4 separate regions of the Homo sapiens genome follow, and regions 1, 2 and 3 are each linked to region 4. The links are chromatin contacts, found by Hi-C or POLR2A ChIA-PET in ENCODE. All regions are on one chromosome and are shown on one strand. Each heading gives the region's core, a stretch centred on a gene start or an enhancer-like site at or near the end of the contact. The rest is flanking DNA. Distances are from core to core; before and after follow the strand shown. Region 1 holds the start of AMIGO3 (adhesion molecule with Ig like domain 3). Region 2 holds the start of NME6 (NME/NM23 nucleoside diphosphate kinase 6). Region 3 holds the start of INKA1 (inka box actin regulator 1). Region 4 holds the start of NDUFAF3 (NADH:ubiquinone oxidoreductase complex assembly factor 3).

Region 1 (3,203 bases), core at 200-2,699, 700 kb before region 4:
CACCACCAAGCTGTGGGGCCCACTTACTTGCAGGACTTGTGGCCACAGGGCTGGAACACAGCAGAGATGGGGTGGGCATAGCAGATGGGGCAGAGGTCCTCCTCACTGGTGGGCTGCAGGGAGGAGAGTGAAGGGTGGGCTGGAGTTGGATGCCTGGCTATGTGGATGTCCGTTGTGCCTGTGTAGGAGTGCACACATATTCAAGTGGCATGGACCTGTGCACCGTGTTCCCACTCACCAGGGAGGCAGCTGCTGCCTGGGCAGATGCAGAGGTCAGGTGCGCCAGCATCTGTTCCACTTGGGCCAGCTCATCGGCACTGATATAATCCGCATCTGGGGAGTGGTAGGTAGTGTCAAGTCAGAGGTAGCTGAGGATGTGATGCCTCTTGAATATTCCCAGCCTAGGACTTTGCTGTTCTTAAGGCTCCTGACCCGACCCAGCCCCAGATTTCCCTGACCTGCCCCACCAGCCCACTCACAGCTCTGCAGGGAGAAGCGCTTCCGGTCAGGGGCTGGCAGAGCAGTGCCAGGTGCTGGGGGCTCTGGCTGTCCCAGGAGATAGCATATTGAGCGTAGCTGGAAGCAGGGATCTGCCAGGAGCACTGATGTGGCTTGCTCTCTCCTAGGTAGGGGAGGGTGCAAGGGCAGTCAGAAGGCTTGGGGCCTGGCTAAAAGTCTCTCTTGGGATTGCCAATGAGGAGTGCCATGGCTCGTACATGATCACCCCCCCTGCATCCTTTCCGTCTCCCTGCTTCCCAAACCCCAAGTCCTGTATTCTAGTAAGGTGCCACACAGCCTGTTTTTTTTTTTTTTTTCTTGAGACGAGTCTCGCTCTGTTGCCCAGGCTGGAGTGCGATGGCACGATCTCGGCTCACTGCAACCTCCACCTCCCGGGTTCAAGTGATTCTCCTGCTTTAGCCTCCCGAGTAGCTGGAATTGCAGACGCCCACCACCACGCCCGGCTAATTGTTGTATTTTTAGTAGAGACAGGGTTTCACCAGGTTGGCCAGGCTGGTCTCGAATTCCTGACCTCAGGTGATCCACCTGCCTTGGCTTCCCAAAGTGCTGGGATTACAGGCGTGAGCCACCGCGCCCGGCCTGGGGTACCACTTTAAGAAGGCTCAGGCGAACCACCTTAAGATAGTGAGAGTCTGCCTGCCCCATAATATTATCAGTCCTTCAAAGTCACTTCAAATAAACACTAACAGCAGCTTGGAGACATTCTTCCAGACTCCCCCTTTTACTCCCCGAGGAAAAACGAGCGGCGGAGAGCTGCCAGCCAAAGGCTGACGGGGACTTTGGGGTTGGCCTTGCTCCCCATCTGGCGGTCATGCGGGGCCATTGGGCACAAAGGGATGTAGCCGCCCCGCCTCCTCAAACGGGAACCAATAGGAGCCCGGGCCCCGCCCCTGGGGGGAGTATTTAGGAGCCGATCAGGAACTCGCTTGGAGAGGGCTAGCGAAGCCGAAGGGAGCGCGGCTAAGAGTGCCGCACCGCCTCACAACCTGGGAACCGGAGAGTAGGGGCCGTCGGCTGGCAAGAACCCGCCGTGCCTCCTCGGCAAGGGCCATCCGGTGCCACCCATGTCGCACTAGAGCAGAAGAGGGTGAGTCCTGGAACTGCAACCTGCACAGAGCTGCTCTGTACTGTCCCTGGTGGTCGCCGCCATGACCTGGTTGGTGCTGCTGGGGACACTGCTCTGCATGCTGCGCGTTGGGTTAGGCACCCCGGACTCCGAGGGTTTCCCGCCCCGTGCGCTCCACAACTGCCCCTACAAATGTATCTGCGCTGCCGACCTGCTAAGCTGCACTGGCCTAGGGCTGCAGGACGTGCCAGCCGAGTTACCTGCCGCTACTGCGGACCTCGACCTGAGCCACAACGCGCTCCAGCGCCTGCGCCCCGGCTGGTTGGCGCCCCTCTTCCAGCTGCGCGCCCTGCACCTAGACCACAACGAACTAGATGCGCTGGGTCGCGGCGTCTTCGTCAACGCCAGCGGCCTGAGGCTGCTCGATCTATCATCTAACACGTTGCGGGCGCTTGGCCGCCACGACCTCGACGGGCTGGGGGCGCTGGAGAAGCTGCTTCTGTTCAATAACCGCTTGGTGCACTTGGACGAGCATGCCTTCCACGGCCTGCGCGCGCTCAGCCATCTCTACCTGGGCTGCAACGAACTCGCCTCGTTCTCCTTCGACCACCTGCACGGTCTGAGCGCCACCCACCTGCTTACTCTGGACCTCTCCTCCAACCGGCTGGGACACATCTCCGTACCTGAGCTGGCCGCGCTGCCGGCCTTCCTCAAGAACGGCCTCTACTTGCACAACAACCCTTTGCCTTGCGACTGCCGCCTCTACCACCTGCTACAGCGCTGGCACCAGCGGGGCCTGAGCGCCGTGCGCGACTTTGCGCGCGAGTACGTATGCTTGGCCTTCAAGGTACCCGCGTCCCGCGTGCGCTTCTTCCAGCACAGCCGCGTCTTTGAGAACTGCTCGTCGGCCCCAGCTCTTGGCCTAGAGCGGCCGGAAGAGCACCTGTACGCGCTGGTGGGTCGGTCCCTGAGGCTTTACTGCAACACCAGCGTCCCGGCCATGCGCATTGCCTGGGTTTCGCCGCAGCAGGAGCTTCTCAGGGCGCCAGGATCCCGCGATGGCAGCATCGCGGTGCTGGCCGACGGCAGCTTGGCCATAGGCAACGTACAGGAGCAGCATGCGGGACTCTTCGTGTGCCTGGCCACTGGGCCCCGCCTGCACCACAACCAGACGCACGAGTACAACGTGAGCGTGCACTTTCCGCGCCCAGAGCCCGAGGCTTTCAACACAGGCTTCACCACACTGCTGGGCTGTGCCGTGGGCCTTGTGCTCGTGCTGCTCTACCTGTTCGCCCCACCCTGCCGCTGCTGCCGCCGTGCCTGCCGCTGCCGCCGCTGGCCCCAAACACCCAGCCCGCTCCAAGAGCTGAGCGCACAGTCCTCAGTACTCAGCACCACACCGCCAGACGCACCCAGCCGCAAGGCCAGCGTCCACAAGCACGTAGTCTTTCTGGAGCCAGGCCGGAGGGGCCTCAATGGCCGCGTGCAGCTGGCAGTAGCTGAGGAATTCGATCTCTACAACCCTGGAGGCCTGCAGCTGAAGGCTGGCTCTGAGTCCGCCAGCTCCATAGGCTCCGAGGGTCCCATGACAACCTAGACTGCCCAGGGCTCCCCCACC
Region 2 (3,164 bases), core at 147-2,646, 720 kb after region 4:
CTGGGGTTTGAGAATCAGGTCAGAATTCATGGGTTGAGGTTTAGGGATTTGAGGTTGGGATTAGGAGGTTAGAAGATAAGCATCAAGGGCTCAGGATCTAGAGACCAGGTCTAGGATTAAAGGATTATAAATTTAGGGACTAGGGCTTGGGTTAGGATTGGAACTGAGTAGCAGAGGAGTTAAGATTAGAATAGGGGGTGGTGGTCAAGGGTCTAAACAAAAAGAGAAGAGATGCAAGGGTCTGCGGAGAGACTGGAAAAACTTTCCTCGTAAGTTCCCAAAGGTGACTGGGTATCAGGAAACTATTGGGAAGTGGCTTCTTATTGCTGCAGGGACAGAAGCCATGAGTTGGGGATAAACCTTCCAAGAGGGCAACACCTGTGTAGGCAGACACCGAAGTCAGTTAAATGTGCAAGTAAGTCTTTACATTGATGACAGTTATCGTTTATTTTCATTCTTCTCATTCTCAGTGATTTCCCTCAAAAAAAAAAAAAAAAACCCAAGAAACCAAAACACTTTTTTTTTTTTTAACCATCTTTATTCAACCTGTCACCAAGTTTCTGGTCACCTGCCACAGCTGACCCCCGATCCATTCTCCCTGTCCCCATCCTCTCCATACATCACAGTACACACCAGGAATACCCCCAGTTCTCATCTCCTCACCCTGGGCTGCGTCAATAGACTCCAGAGTAACCCAAACCACACCCTGCTGCCCAGATTCCTAATGACACGTGAAAGGCCGTTATGACTTGCTTTCCTCATGCCCTATGCACACCTGGGCTCCAGCCAAGGATCCTCCTTCATCAACCCCCATATTAGCTACGATCCTTCATGCTAATGTATCGCTCAGAGCTCAAAAGACTTTGAAGGGCCTGTGCCTTCGCTATCGAGCGCTTAAGTTCTTTGCCCTCCGCGTACTTTTGACAAATACTGGGCATCAACCATGTTCCAGGAACTACCCTGGGCAAAGAAAATAACTGGGCAAGGTTTCCATCGGTGTCTCTGCTGGCGGGCATCGCCCCCGCCGGGCCGCCACCCTGAACGAGCCCGTCCGGTCCTCTGGGTTCCGCCACCCTGCGTAGCGCTGCGCCAGCACCCGGCCCAGCACTCCCTCCCGCCGAGGGCGCCCAGGCCGGCTTCCGAGGGCGCCCAGGCCGGCTTCCGAGGGGCGGTTCCCACAAGCGAGTTCCGGCGCCCAGAACGGCTTCATCCTCTCGTCCCGTCCGCGGCAAATGCATGCGCCTGGAAAACCCGCCACCCTCCAGGGCAACTCACACCTCACCTCACGCCGCGGCGCAACCGGACTAGGACCCCGAGCAGGGCTGCCCAGGGAGCGCCTGAAGGACCCTGCGAGGGCCGCAGGCTATCCAGCGTGGCGCCTGGTGGCCGGGCCCTGTGCCGGAGGACAAGGTGAACCCGCAGCCGGACTTCTGCTGCACTGGGGCTCCGAATGACCCAGAATCTGGGGTGGGCTTAGGCCCCGGGTACGAGGGGTGAGGGCTGCGCGGTTGCAGGCCTAGAGAAGTAGGGGGCTGGGTCGAGAGTTGAGGCCGTGAGCCCGGGGGGCTGGAGGGCGTGGCCACGGGGGTAGGGGCGCAGGTCCCGGCCGCGCGTGGGTGGACCAGGGCTGGGCCGCCGCCCTCCAGGAAGCGAGTGGTGGCCCCCTCGAGTGCTGGGGTGGCAGTGTACCGACAGCTTTACTTTTTTTTTGTTTTGGAGACGGAGTCTGGTTCTGTCGCCAGGCTGGAGTGCAGTGGCGCGATCTCGGCTCACTGCAGCCTCCGCCTCCAGAGTTCAAGTAATGCTCCTGCCTCAGCCTCCCTAGTAGCTGTGACTGTAGGCGCGCGCCGTTATGCCTGGCTAATTTTTTTGTATTTTTAGTAGAGACGGGCTTTCACCATGTTGGCCAGGATGGTCTTGATCTCCTGACTTCGTGATCCGCCCGCCTCGGTCTTTCAAAGTGCTGGGATTACAGGCGTGAGACACCGCGCCCTGCCTAAAATTTTTAATTCTCATGGAGTCACCTTTAAGTCTAACAGGATTCTCGACTTGTCAGTTTGTTGTAAACCAAGAGTCAAGACAGCCACAACTTAGCTGCGTTAGTAAAGGAACCATGTCCTCCCTACAGGCCGCGTGTTCTTGCCACGAGAACCCCTAGCAGCCTGGCCTTGGAATGGCTGGATGAGGTGCATTCGTTGGTTCATTCAGATACTGTTAAGAGCCAGCTGTGTGCTAGGTACTGCTTACACCTTCTGGTGGTGAAGACGGAACTGAAGGGAACTTGCAAGGAGCTGTGAGAAAGTGTAACGGGAAGTGAGCTAAGATCACTAAGGTGGGCAGGAGGCAACCAGAGAAAGCACATTCAGGACTGCGAAAACTACTCACACAAAGGCTGTCAAGCCAGAAATTCTTTCAAAACTGAAAGGCCCATGAGGTTGGAGCTAGAGAAACTTAAGGAGTGTGGGGTTCCAGATGAGGCTAGAGAGGTACGTGGGGAACCACAAGATCATGCAGAGCCTGGGAGGCCGTGATAAGGATTTTGGTTTTTATTCTAAGAACAGGGTGCCCTTTAAAGGGTTAAGGAGGGGAACCATATGATTAGATTTTCATGTGTGGTTCACTTTGGCTGCTGTGTGGAGATTGTAGAGGTTGGCAGGACAGAAACTGGGAGACCAAAGAGGAGGCTGTCAAGATGTCCAGAGGGGAATGATGATGTCTTAGAGTTATGGTGGTAGCAGTTGAGGATGGGAGAATGGTATGGGTTTTGAGATATATTAGGTAGGGAAAATTGCCAGAAGTTGGTGATCGTGTGGATATGAAGAGTGAGGGAGGGGAGGTGTCATGGATGTCTCTGTAGACAGTTGCTGAAAATGACGTGTTACCACCTGTGGCATTAGGGAGAGTGGGTTAGCTGATCTTGTACTGGTTAGATTGGGTGTGGCTTTATGGTTTGAGTGGAAAATCAGGTTGAAAGCTGTAGAAAGGACATGAATAGGAGCGACCATGGCAGTTTCTTTGCTTGGGCCAGATTCTAATACCACCTTTAACATGATTGACAGTTTTTAGGATAAGATAAATGAGAATGTTGTCTAGACTCTGTCCCTGCCTATGTTAATGGAAGCCTTCTCTGTATTTGTCGACAAATGATTTTATATATATACACA
Region 3 (3,240 bases), core at 340-2,839, 780 kb before region 4:
CCGCCGAGCCCTGGCCAGCCGGCGCCGAAGCTGCTCAGAGAGGCCAAGCAGGAACTGAGGGGGCCGAGCACGGGCACGGTGCCCACCTCCGTCACCCCCTTCACTCCCTGTCTCAGGCAGCTCCATCCAGTTGTGCACCAAGTCAGCAAAGCAATTGTCCCCTAGTACCAGGGGCTGGCGACTGCGACCCCTGTTCAGTAGGGCTGCTGTCCAGTCCTCTGCTTCCAGTCCCTGCCAGTGCTCCAGGCAGGCGTCTGGGGTGGACTTGGGCCGTGGATGGTGGACAGGTGGTACACTGGCTACAGGGGCCCTGCTGGGCATGGGGAGGCCACTGACTGAGAGGCACTGCCTACGAAGGGGCTGTGCTGAGGGTGCTGGGCGCTGGGATACAGGCAGTTCTTCCTCTCGCCATGTGCTGCCTGACACCTCCGAGAAGCCAGAGTCCCAGTCCAGGGCATGCTCCCTGGGGCCTCCCAAGGCTGCATCCCTGTCTTCTGTCACCACTGCTTCCTCCTCCTCCTCTTCCTCCTCCTCCACACAGCAGACTGAGTCCTCTTCCAAGGCACCCGAGGCCCTAAGCTGGTGGCTGGGCTGCACATCTGGGCCAGTTTGGGAGGTTGGCTGCAGGGGACCAGGCATTGAGGGTGAGCCTGTGTCCCGACCACACAACTGAGGGGAAGAGAGGGCAGAAGTCGGAGAGGTATCACTTGTCACCAGGCCAGCCCAGAGAACAGAGGGTCCAGGAAGGTTAGATAGGCCTGCTGGCCTGGGCAGCAGGGTGTTAGTGAGCACAGGGCAGGCATAGGGGTGCTGGCACTCGAAGCTGGTGTGGTTCTCATCCACCGACCTGGTGGCAGTCTGGCAGGCTGCAGCATGCAGGGCCGGGCAAGTCGGCACCCGCCACCAGGGCGGGCGGGCAGGCAGGCAGGGTTGCGGGCCTGAACGGGGAAGTAGGTCCTGCCCAGGACTGGAGGGGCATCCCGTGCCTATTGGGGGATTCAGCTCCCAAAGCCCAAAGCGTCTTTCACAGAAAGAGCGCTTGCTAGGTGAGGGGTAGAGAAGGGAGGCATAGGCCAGCCTGAAGTAGGGGGCGTTCACAGCAGCGCCAGCACCTCGTTAGTCCCTTGCCGCCCCATGCCCCGCCCCCAAAGAAGTCCCCCTTCCACTCTCTCCTCCCGCGCCGTTCCAGCAGCACGGCCAGCTGGATGCTGTTATCTGATGCTCAGCTCAGTTCCCAACCGTCCGAAACCCGACGCGGGCCATCTGAGCCATATGCGCCACGCCGCCCCCACCCCGCCTCGGACCGGCACGCTGGAGCCACCCCGCACCCGTCTGTTGTTCCGGCCGGGCGGCAGCCTGGCATCCCGCACGCGTCCTCACTAACCACACCCGCTCCCGAGCCTCACCAGTTCCCAGCGGAGCTGGCTAAGGAAGCTGTCAAGCCGAGCGCTGTGCATGTCCATGCCAGGGCCCCCACCGAACCTACTAGCTCCTCTTGGAACCCCGGCGGAGCCGCGCGGAGAGGGCTGGGAGGGCCGGCCAGCGGCGCCCTCAGCCTCCGCCTGCCTGCGCGACTCCTCGCTCTCCGTAGCTCCCGCCGCCGCCGCCCCGACATCTGGCAGCCGCGCCCCGCCCCGGCCCCGCGGCCAAAGGGGGCGGGGCTAAAGCCCGGCGTCCCTCCCGACTCCGCCGCGGTTCTGGGTGGGAAGGGCGGGGTCATAACTGGAAGCCGGACGGGGCCGGTACGGGGACCCCCCGAGCCCCCAGACTGTTGAGTGGACCCTGCGTTTGCTGCGTGACGCAGGACAGGTCGCCTCCGTGCGGGGGCCTCATCCTCCCCGTTTGTTCAATGGTGAAATAGCGGTCCCTCTCACGGGGCGCCGTGCTGCGTCCGCACATAGGCAGAGCACCCCGGATGGTCGGACCCAGAGAGGTTGTGGACCCTCGGGGCCTGACCCACGGGACCCATTCGTGAGGCTGGCCTTGGCACTCCCTGAACGGGATGGAAGTGGGGTTCAGCCCGTCTGAGGACTCAAGAGAGGGCGGGACTTTGTGGCAGCGCACCGGCGGGGCCTCAGCCGCGTCCCAACCGAGCTAGACGGGACTGCCCTCTAGTGGGGAGTGCTTGGCTAGTCGCGAGTCCAGCGGCGACGCGCGACCGTCGGCATTCCCTTTGCCGGTACCAGGTGCAGACTGAGGGTCGGTGCTGAGGCTGCTCTATCAACACAGGCTAGGCTCAAGGGTAGTGTAGCTGCAGACAGACTGGACATACCAGCAACAGGAAAATACCAGGGAATGAGGGCCGTGGGCTAGCTTGGGGAAAGTCAGTCTCACAGGAGGTGACATCAAGATGCAATCAAGAAGAGGGGCATTCTGGCCGGGCGCGGTGGCTCACGCCTGTAATCCCAGCAGTTTGGGAGGCCGAGGCGGGCGGATCACGAGGTCAGGAGATCGAGACCATCCTGGCTAACATGGTGAAACCCCGTCTCTACTAAAAATACAAAAAAAATTAGCCGGGCGTGGTGGCGGGCGCCTGTAGTCCCAGCTACTCCTGAGGCTGAGGCAGGAGAATGGCGTGAACCCGGGAGGCGGAGCTTGCAGTGAGCGGAGATCGCGCCACTGCACTCCAGCCTGGGCGACAGAGTGAGACTCCGTCTCAAAAAAAAAAGAAAGGAAGAAGAAGCAGGAGGAGGAGAAGGAGAAGAAGGAGAAGGAGAAGAAGGAGAAGAAGAACATTCTAGGCAGAAGGAGCAGCCAGGGAAGAGACCCCGACGGACAGGAGCTGGACAGGGCCAAACATAAAGAAGGCCCAGGTGTCTGTGATTGGTGGTGGTGGCAGGAGGGAAAAGGTCAGCAAAACCAGGCTCTAACGGCCTTAGAGCAGAATGTGGGTTTTGTTCTTGGTGTGATGAGGAGCAATGGGGGCCTTTGAGCAGGAATGACCTGGGCTAGCCCTTGTTTAGATAATCCCAGCTGCTTTCAGAAAAGGATTCTGCAATAAGAGTGGAAGTCCCTGCCCTCATCCAGGCAACGAAGGGGAGGGCCTAGGCCTGGGCAGGGCAGGTGCACTGAAGGGGGTCACTTTGGGGTATGTTTTGGAACTAAAATCAAGTCTTGCTGATGCATGGATGTGGGCAGGAAAAGAGGCATCAAGCATGACTCCTACATTTCTGGCATTAACAGCTGGTTGGATGAAATTGCCATAAACTGATCTGGGAAAGACTGGAGAAGAGTGGGTTT
Region 4 (3,460 bases), core at 702-3,201:
GGTCAAAGAACAAGCCCTGGGACTGGCATACACAGGGCATCCTGCTAGCCCATAGCTTGGCCATATAGGACCAGGTCAACACACATATATATTCCCTAACTTGAATCTCTCTCGGCCAGGCACATTGGCTCACGTCTGTAATCCCAGCACTTTGGGAGGCAGGTGGATCACTTGAGATCAGGAGTTCGAGACCATCCTGGCCAACATGGTGAACCCTTTCTCTACTAAAAATACAAAAATTAGCTGGGCGTGGTGATGCATACCTCTAGTCCCAGCTACTCAGGAGGCTGAGGCAGGAGAATCACTGAAACCCAGGAGGCGGAGGTTGCAGTGAGCTGAGACTGCGCCACTGCACTCCACCCTGGCGAAAGAGCAAGACTCATCTCCAGAAAAAAAAAAAAAAAAAAAAGCCCAGTGTAGTGGTAGGGGCCTCTAATTCCAGCTACTCAGGAGGCTGAGGCACGAGAATCGCTTGAATCCAGGAGGTGGAGGTTGTAGTGGGCCAAGATCACGCCACTGCACTGCAGCCCGGGCGACAGCGAGACTCCATCTCAAAAAAAGAAAAACAATCAGCGATTTTGTGAGAAAAGCCGTTGAGGTCCTCTCAAATCTGCATGTGAGCAAGTAGGTCTACAACAGGCAAACATACTGCTTCCCGACTTCTGAAAAGTCAAGGAATCCTAAGTAATCTAGATGAAAAAGTGACTCCTTGGTTTCTTCACATTCCCCTCCAAGAGCCCAGTGAGCCATCAGCTCCTGGCCAGCAACACACCTGATACAAAATGGGAGAAGTGTATAAATTATTATGTTGATAAGCAAGATAAGTGCCAAAGGGTAGATAAGAGTGAAAGCATTGGGAAGCCTGGCAGAGTGCAGTCAGCAGGTCAGTTCCTGGCGGTTCATTGAGCAGCTTGGCCCAAAGATGTAAGTGAAGTCCCTCCTGGTGGAGGGATGAGAGCAGCTCCAGTTACTCGGCCTTCATGACACAGGAAGTTGAAGGTGGCACAGGCATTGGGCTGCAAAGAAAAGGCCAGCATCAGCCTGTCTAGCGCCAGGCCTGTGCTCCCCGCAGCATGCCCCAGTCCCGGGACTCACCGTGTCCTGCACTTCCACAGCAATGCCCCGCTGCCTCATGGCTTGAAGCACCTGGGACTGCAGCCTCTCGGTCCGGTCTCCAGTCCCCACCACCACGATCTCTAGGGAAGGGTGGGTGTGGCTAGTCTACAGTTCTGTTGAGAGGCTGCAGTGGGGGTCGCCTTCTGGGGCCCAGAACACCTCTGTTCTCCCTCCCCTTCCCCAGTACCTATCCGGGGCTCCAGCAACCAGAAGAGGGAAAAGCTGTCTTCGGTGATGTCCTGGTGGGATCCCACCTGTGCAGGGAGGAGGCACATTTAATACGACAAATCCACGCAGCCTCTCCCCATCTCCATCCACTGCAGGAGGAGACAGAGGAAAGCCAAGTTTGCAGGGACCAAGCAGGGTGAGGGCCTGTGACTCTGGGCCTCAGTTTCCACACTGCGGGCCAGGACTCACGTTCCACTGCACCACCGAGTGCGGGAGCAGAGCGCAGGGGCCGAGCACGCGGTTTCCGTTTATCATGAAGCCGCGGCTGTTGTAGCTGTCGATGTACATTGCCTGAGCGGCCTCGCGTTGCAGCAGAGAGATGCGCGTCCGCTGATACAGCTCGTCATCCGCCGGCGAGAGCCGATGCCCTCGCCGCGGGGCCCTGCGGAGGGAAAGGGTCAGGGGCGCGGGGCCGGGCCGGGCAGCCCGAGAGGCCGGAAGGTGCTGGGCTGGCAGTCGCCGGCCCTAGGGGGCTGGATGGTCGAGGGCGCGGGGTCCAAGCTCACCAGGGAAGCTCAACGGGCGGACAGCGCAGCGAGGGTCGCGCTCGGTACAAGCTACGTAGCGCGAGAGCGGTGGCCATGGCTGACCAACGCGCGGCGAAGTCGTCACCGGCGCCGTTAGTCCCCGGGTTGGGAGGGCCCTGCGGAGCCTGACCCAGCGTGGCTGCAGCGCCCCCTGCGTCCCGGAGGGCACCGCACAGCTCGACCGGCCCAGCAGGCGAGTGTCCTCAGTCTTAGGAGGCCGAGTTCCCCGACCTCCGGCGCAGCTCCAGTGTCAGCACCTGCCGCCCTCCCCGCCCCGGGCCCTTGCCCATAGTCCCGGGGGAGTGGAACACCTGGCAGCGTGGCCACCCTCAGGGCGTTGCCTGGGCCGCAGCCGCGGCCTGGCCCCCGGGCTCTCAGCTATTAAGCCGCGCTCCCGGGGCGGGGCGACCGCCCACCTGGTCGCGTCCCGAACACCTGGCCAGGCGGTGGGTGCCAGACTTCTAGCCCCTAATTCCAGCCTTTGGGGCTTCGGGCACCGTGGGCGGGGCAGCCGGCTCAAGTTTCTCCGGCTAGACGCGGAAGCACGCCCCGCCCTAACCGTCACCCGCGCGACCGTTGGCCTCTCCGCAGCGCGCGGAGAGGGGCGTGGCCGAGCGTGGATTGGCTTCTCGGGTTCTCTAGGGGGCGTGGCCAGGTGGTTTCTCCTTAAAATGGCTCCAAGTCTGCAGGCAGCCAGAGCAAGCGGAAGGGCAAGCTGTGATAGTGTTTGGGTGGCTGTTCGGCTGGCCCAGACCAGGCCGAACCGGACCAGACTTGAAGTAGAAGCGCGTGGAGCATCACCTTGTCCTCGTTCACTCTGCTCGCGTCCTGGGAGTCCCCCGTCCCCCGTCTTGATCCAAGTCAAGGGCCTACTGGCGCGAGAGTCGCTGGCCCCCGCGCGGGGTTTGGGCATCTCGGCACGCCGGCTCTGTCGTGGCCTCAGGGGAACATTGTCGCTTTCGCTACCCGCGGGGCCGGGCGAGCGGGAAGCTCGGCACAGTGGGAGCCTGGTGGTGGGTCTCCTGGGGCCGGTCGCAATGGGTTTCCGGGGGTCCCGCGGCTGCTCTGTGGACCCCTTCGGCCCCTGGTGCTCCGGGCGCTGGCAGCGTCACCGGACAAAGGCCACCGAGCGCGGGGGTGTCCCCGAGGTGGACGCGCGGGTTTACTTCCTCTCCGGCCCCACGGGCGCGCTTCCCTCCTGACGGATTCCGAAGCCCGCCCCACCACCGTCACCGCACCAGTGGCCCAGGCTTCGTGGGACCAACAGGGCTAATCCTGCCCCACGGATCTAATCCGGATCGGGACCCGGTCCCAGGGGAGGCCCCCACCTCCCCTTCTATTGTTCTGTGGCCCAGGTGAGCGTCTTGTTCCCTCTAGACTCCGTTTCACAACCTACTCCCGGGTCTTCCTCCTGGGACTGGGGATGGGCGGGTTCTGATGTGGCCCCAGGGCGAGTGACCTGGGGGCAGGAGCTCCCCCGCCCCCCGCCAACGGCTGGACAGCGGGCAACGGAATCCCAAAAGCAGCTGTTGTCTCCAGAGCATTCCAGCTGCGCTTGGATTTCGTCCCCTGCTCTCCTGCCTGAGCAG

The links. Hi-C counts contacts between places; a loop is a spot of excess contacts on that map. ChIA-PET counts read pairs that join two places held with the same protein, here RNA polymerase II (POLR2A). Pooled maps may share reads with other maps.
Region 1: a loop to region 4 is called in a map of CD8-positive, alpha-beta T cell, with 3 times the contacts of the local background. The contact joins the promoter of AMIGO3 here to the promoter of NDUFAF3 in region 4. A Hi-C loop is called at or near these places in 1 of 168 maps with a recorded cell type or tissue (CD8-positive, alpha-beta T cell), 3 of 37 single-sample maps with no recorded cell type and 7 of 50 pooled maps. POLR2A ChIA-PET finds 5 or more read pairs at or near these places in 3 of 52 experiments (CD4-positive, alpha-beta T cell, PC-9 and WTC11).
Region 2: a map with no recorded cell type shows a loop between it and region 4 (9-fold over the local background). The contact joins the promoter of NME6 here to the promoter of NDUFAF3 in region 4. A Hi-C loop is called at or near these places in 3 of 37 single-sample maps with no recorded cell type and 6 of 50 pooled maps.
Region 3: a loop to region 4 is called in a map of OCI-LY7, with 7 times the contacts of the local background. The contact joins the promoter of INKA1 here to the promoter of NDUFAF3 in region 4. A Hi-C loop is called at or near these places in 1 of 168 maps with a recorded cell type or tissue (OCI-LY7) and 5 of 50 pooled maps. POLR2A ChIA-PET finds 5 or more read pairs at or near these places in 3 of 52 experiments (IMR-90, K562 and activated T-cell).

The regions. Positions count from the first base shown.
Region 1 is chr3:49,717,930-49,721,132 of GRCh38, reverse strand. AMIGO3 (adhesion molecule with Ig like domain 3) reads left to right here and starts at 1,449. Exons shown (of 1, transcript NM_198722.3): 1 at 1,449-3,203. The coding sequence starts at 1,668. The coding sequence ends at 3,182. RNF123 (ring finger protein 123) reads right to left here. Exons shown (of 39, transcript NM_022064.5): 36 at 480-622; 37 at 239-333; 38 at 28-113. GMPPB (GDP-mannose pyrophosphorylase B) reads left to right here. Exons shown (of 9, transcript NM_021971.4): 9 at 1-1,217. RefSeq lists a silencer at 1-90 and enhancers at 1,085-1,314, 2,085-2,194, 1,676-2,483.
Region 2 is chr3:48,299,599-48,302,762 of GRCh38, reverse strand. It overlaps NME6 (NME/NM23 nucleoside diphosphate kinase 6), which reads left to right and starts at 1,396. Exons shown (of 6, transcript NM_001308426.2): 1 at 1,396-1,410. RefSeq lists silencers at 974-1,193, 1,494-1,693 and an enhancer at 1,284-1,413.
Region 3 is chr3:49,801,610-49,804,849 of GRCh38, reverse strand. It overlaps INKA1 (inka box actin regulator 1), which reads right to left and starts at 1,589. Exons shown (of 2, transcript NM_203370.2): 1 at 1,407-1,589; 2 at 1-669. The coding sequence starts at 1,457. It also overlaps a transcript of CDHR4 not described here. RefSeq lists silencers at 1,313-1,752, 2,143-2,192.
Region 4 is chr3:49,020,612-49,024,071 of GRCh38, reverse strand. NDUFAF3 (NADH:ubiquinone oxidoreductase complex assembly factor 3) reads right to left here and starts at 1,951. Exons shown (of 5, transcript NM_199069.2): 1 at 1,851-1,951; 2 at 1,534-1,726; 3 at 1,304-1,370; 4 at 1,096-1,196; 5 at 577-1,016. The coding sequence starts at 1,927. The coding sequence ends at 900. MIR191 (microRNA 191) reads left to right here and starts at 3,363; the gene lies at 3,363-3,454. It also overlaps a transcript of DALRD3 not described here. RefSeq lists silencers at 1,561-1,610, 1,671-1,790, 1,831-1,930, 2,151-2,340, 2,377-2,579 and an enhancer at 2,095-2,864.